Regions from separate parts of the Homo sapiens genome. Here region 2 is linked to region 1. Evidence: read pairs that join two places in POLR2A ChIA-PET (ENCODE). Cell type or tissue: GM12878. All regions are shown on one strand.

The links. ChIA-PET counts read pairs that join two places held together with the same protein. Peaks named below come from ENCODE experiments on the same cell type or tissue, not always from the same donor. Only the 100,000 strongest peaks of a DNase experiment are listed, where the experiment ranks them.
Region 2: POLR2A ChIA-PET joins it to region 1 with 6 read pairs; 4 of 35 experiments call an interaction of 5 or more read pairs at or near these places.

The regions. Positions count from the first base shown.
Region 1 is chr2:85,008,225-85,010,724 of GRCh38, forward strand. All of the region lies in intron 1 of KCMF1 (potassium channel modulatory factor 1), which reads left to right. Among named protein-coding and RNA genes, the nearest start is that of KCMF1, 38 kb to the left of the region's middle. RefSeq lists an enhancer at 1,001-1,050. In GM12878, no CTCF peak of the experiment used is centred here; DNase peaks (open chromatin) are centred at 1,028 and 1,188; H3K27ac peaks cover 293 bases.
Region 2 is chr2:85,343,740-85,346,239 of GRCh38, forward strand. It overlaps RETSAT (retinol saturase), which reads right to left. Exons shown (of 11, transcript NM_017750.4): 6 at 2,236-2,355; 7 at 855-993; 8 at 500-609; 9 at 260-426; 10 at 1-59. Among named protein-coding and RNA genes, the nearest start is that of RETSAT, 9.5 kb to the right of the region's middle. In GM12878, no CTCF peak of the experiment used is centred here; no DNase peak of the experiment used is centred here.

The sequences.
Region 1 (2,500 bases):
CATCACATATTATATTATATATGATATATATTATATATCATATATAATATATAATATGATATATAATATATATAATATATAATATGATATATATATCATATATAATATATAATATGATATATAATATATAATATATATTATATATCATATGATATATTATATATGATATATATTATATATCATATTATATATTATGTGATATATATGATATATACATCATATATCTGAGATATATGTTACATGATATATATCTCATATATCTTATATATATTTAGCAGCATTTCAGCACTACACTTGGGAGCCATTTAAATAGCGAAACTACCAAGAAACAGCACAAAAAGGTGAAAACATGGGACTAAATAGACCATGAAAACGACACTTGTTTACAAAATGAGAGCTGAAAGAAGGAGGCAGAGCATTGCTTTGTTGGACCTGAGCTGGAAACATGCGTATCAAGCCACTCAACTTTCATGCTGCTCTGTGCCTGTTTTCAGTCGCTCACTGGAAAGACTGAAAGCACTGCAAGTATTGACATGTACTCTTTTTTTTTTTTTTTTGGAGACAGGGTCTTGCTTTGTCTACCAGGCTGGAGTGCAGTGGCTCAATCTCACCTCACTGCAACCTCTGCCTCCCGGGCTCAGGCAGTCCTCCCCCGCTCAGTCTCTCAAATAGCTGGCAGTTTTTTTGTAGATAGGAGGTCTTACTATATCGCCCTGGTTGGTCTCAAACTCTTGGGCTCTAGCAGTCTTCCCACCTTGGCCTCCCAAAGTACTGAGATTATAAGTGTGAGCCACCATGCCCAGCCTTGATGCGTACTTTTGTATGTATATGTTATGGTTTGGCTCTGTATCCCCACCCAAATCCCATCTCAAATTGTAATCCTCATATGTCAGTGGGAGGTGATTGAATCATGGGGGCAGACTTCCCCCTTGCTGTTCTTGAGATAGTAAGTTCTCATGAGATCTGGTTGTTTGAAAGTGTGTGGCACTTCCCCTTTCGTGCTGTCTCTCTCCTGCTCCACCATTGTGAAGTAGGTGTCTGCTTCCCCTTCACCTTCTGCCATGATTGTAAGTTTCCTGAGGCCTCCCAGTCATGCATCCTGTTAAACCTGCAGAACTGTGAGTCAGTCAAACCTCTCTTCTTCATAAATTACCCAGTCTCAGGTAGTTCTTTATACTAGTGTGAAAATGGACTAATACAGGAAATTGGTGCCAAGAAAGTGGGACATTGCTGTACAGATGCCCTTTCAGTGAGGTCGTGCTGTACAGGGGCTCTTTCAGCCTGGCAATTCCTATTCTCTGTTCTGGAAAGTTTTCTTGAATTACTCTGTTGGTTATTTCCTCCCTTCCATTTTTCTTACTTTGAGGATATTGAAGCTTCTAGAGTAGGGTTCCAGTTTTCTTCCATGTTCTGATTTCTGTCTCTTTCTCTCTTCCCCCCTCTTCTTTCTTTTTTCTGTTTCTGGAAATGATATACTTACTTAATCCCTCTGTTTTCAATAAAATATGCACTTTATTCCGTTTTCAACGATGCCTTGAGTTCCTGGGGGTCAGAGACCCTCTTTAATGAATAAACTTCTACTTTCCACTTGAAGTGCAGCATAATGTTGAAGAAGCAACTTAGAAATTTAACTGCTTCTTAAAGACCTTTTATCCATCTTCTATCCTTCAGCAGTTCTTCACCCTAACTAGGGTTCCAGCAATGTTGCTGCCAGTCCCAGACATTTTGTTGAATTTGCTTTGTAAATTGGATTCTTAGCTTTCCCCTTTGCCCATACTGGGATTCAGTTCTTTCCAGTCTCCTAATTCAGTTACCTAATTCTGCTTTTCACATCCAGAATTGTATTCCTGTTGTTTCTTTTTATTCTCTTCATCCTTTTGAAATTGTCTTTTATTTCAATTTCAATACAAAATTTTAAGAGTTTCAGAAAGCAACAAAATGAGATCTTACCTTAAGACTGCTCTTGGCCGGGCGTGGTGGCTCACCCCTGTAATCCCAGCACTTTGGGAGGCTGAGGTGGGATCAGTTTAGGCCAGGAGTTCAAGACCAGCCTGGGCAACGTAGTGAAACCCCGTCTCTGCTAAAAACACAAAAATTAGCTGGGTGTAGTGGTGCACACCTGTAACCCTAGCTACTTGGGTGGCTGAGGCATGAGAATTGCTTGAACCAGGGCATCAGAGGCTGCAGTTAGCCTAGATTGCCTCACTGTACTCCAGCCTGGGTGACCAAATTGAGACTGTCTTCAATAAAAAAGACTGTTCTAGACCTTATTTTCACAAAATTATGGCTCAGTCTCTCAAATGTCATTGTCCGGTGCACCACTATCCAGTGCAGTAGCCACCAGCCACATGAGCACTTGAAATGTGGCCAGTGCAATTGAGGAACTGAATTTTTAGTTTAATTTTAGCAGATTACATTTAAATAGTGACATGTGCCTAGTGGCTACCATATTGGACAGCATACTTCTAGTACCAGTGAAGTAAGGAGCTGGAATGTAATT
Region 2 (2,500 bases), 340 kb after region 1:
CGGGGAGCAGCCAGATAGAACTGGTTGGTGAGTGGGGATCCTGCAGTCACACTCTCCACCTGAGGGCAGAAAGGGTGGGGCAGGCATGTGAGATCCTGGCTCCCCTCCCTCTTCCACTCTTTCCCATTCACTGACTGCAGGGATGGGTGCCCTGTCCTTCCCTGGGGCTCATGTCTTGGGGCCTGATTCCCCTGTCTCAAGGAAAGGGCAGAAACAGCACCGTGAGGTTCGTCACCACCCCAAATACTTTACCCCCTACCTTCCCCTCCAGCTGTGGGAACAGTTTCAGGACCACTGACATAGAGGCTTCCACAAAGGAGTTTTTGAAGGTCTCATAGTCACTGCCCCGCTTTCCCTTCAGCTCCGCCTGCCACTCCTCAAACCACTCGTAGGCAGTGGGTATGAGCATGATCATGGTGGACCGGCCTGGGGATCAGAGCTGATATTACTACTGCCCGGCCTCTCCCTCCACCCCCTCACCCGGGACGTGCAGCCCCACCTGGGAATCGGTCCTCCCAGGTCGGATCTTTGGCTGATGGGAAAGCGAAGAAGAGAAGAGGGATGTGTTCCGCAGCCTCTTCCCTGGGCATGGAGACGTAGCGCTCCATCCTGCATGTGACAAGAGTGTGGTGGGATCTCCAGGTTTTTGTCCTCAAAACCCCAGAACCACTGCAAGGACTGCTTATCCCTAGGGACTCCCCACAGGGGTGAAGCTGAGCCACAGCCTTGGCGTGACAAACTTCCAGGAGCAAATTAGAAATTGCCTACTTCCTCCCATTCCATAACCTCTGCTCATTCTCTGAGTCAAGCAGGGAGGCACGGGCCACACACATACACACACACGTGCACCTTACGCCTGGTCCATGTCCGTGTCATAGTAAACATAGTAGTTGGTGGACGGCAGATGCAGGTCTTCCTTGGTGCCTCGCAGGCAGATGAAAACAGAGGTCATGCCTAAGCCGGGCCGCACCGTCCCCAGTTGCTGCTTCACACCTGCCAGGGGGAGTGGTTGGTGCCTGTGTGGACCATGGCCGGAGACGGCCACTCCTTGCTCCCAGGAGAGCCTTGGGGTGCCAGCTCTGGCACCTGCCTGAGGCATGCCGGGCCCCTGGCCACTCTGCTTCCTTCATTTAACTAAATATTTTTGAGGCCTTCAGATCGTGTTCAGGAGGAAAATTCATAGACAAGGGAAAATTGTAACCAGACAGTGAGAGGGGGGCGGGAGGGACAGATGACTGTAGCAGGGCTGCCTGGCCAGGACAGTGTCAGTTCCCAGAGGTCCTGGGACAGGGGAGAAGGGAGGTCAGGGTCACAGAGAGAAAGGTAGGAAGTAGCAAAGGCAGAGTCTGCCTGTGCACCAAGCCCGACCTCCCTGCTCTGCCCCTGGGCCATCTCTGCCTCACCCCTTCAGCTCCTGAGAGTCTGAGAGAGGGGAGGCCGAGCAGGCTGCAGGCTCAGCCACGCAGGGTGAAGGAAGGAGAGGCTGGCGCTGGTGAAATCACCCTATGCCCTGGAGACAATCACAACTGCCTTACCACCCAGTCCCCATGCGGAAAGCCAGGACCTCGCTTTACCCCCCAGCCCGCTCTGCTGTCCCCTTCCCCGGCTCCTCAGGGAGCAGCTCCCGGGCCCACCCTCTGGGGTCAGGGCTCCTTCCCCTGCTCTCTAGCTCCTGCACCAGTCAAGGTTTCCGCCATACCATATCCGGAGCTACTCCATGCTCTCCAGCTCCCGCCCCATCCTGAGTCCTTCATCTGGGCCCCTCTCTCTCACCCCTGCTGGGTTACTGGTCCCCTCTTCCCAGCGGCCTCCCTTCCTCAGATCCAGTTACATGAAGGTGGCGGGACCTCTTAGCTGCGTTGGCTCGGCGGCTCTGCTCCCTGTGGGCTGCCTGCTCTCCTGCTTCTCTTCCTGAGGCCTCTTCTCTGGAAGCCCCCTCAGCCCAGAAGGGTGGGAGGAGCGGAGCTTTCAAATCAGACCAGCTACTCTGCTCAGCCCTGCCCCTTTCAGCTGAGTGGCCTCAGGACTGTAATTAATCTGTATGGGCCTCAGTTTCCCCAACATTAAATGCTAGGGTTAGGATGATGTTAGAGGTAGCGTTCTCACCTTGTTGCTTAAGGACAATCAGAGGGCCGGCCAAGAAGAGGAGAAGCATGACCCACACGGAGCAGGTTGGCTCCAGAAGGGGACACATTGGGGAACCTGCAAGAGGGGCAGTGCAGACCCGCCTTTTACCTGGCAGGCAGCGGGCGTTCCCCGGCAGTAGGTGTTCATAGGTGTTGAACAGTCCTGCGTTGGAGACCACGATGGGGCAATAGATGTTCACCAGCTCATGCCCCTTCTTCACACTGACACCTGCAGGCACAAGAGCTTGGCTGAGGGTCTGTGAGCTCTGGGATGAAGAGAAAGGCCCACGGCCCCCATGGATCTCTCTCTGCCTGTGCCCATTTCTCAGACCTTGGAGTCCAGCTACCTAGACTCAGGCAGGGCAGGCCCCTGG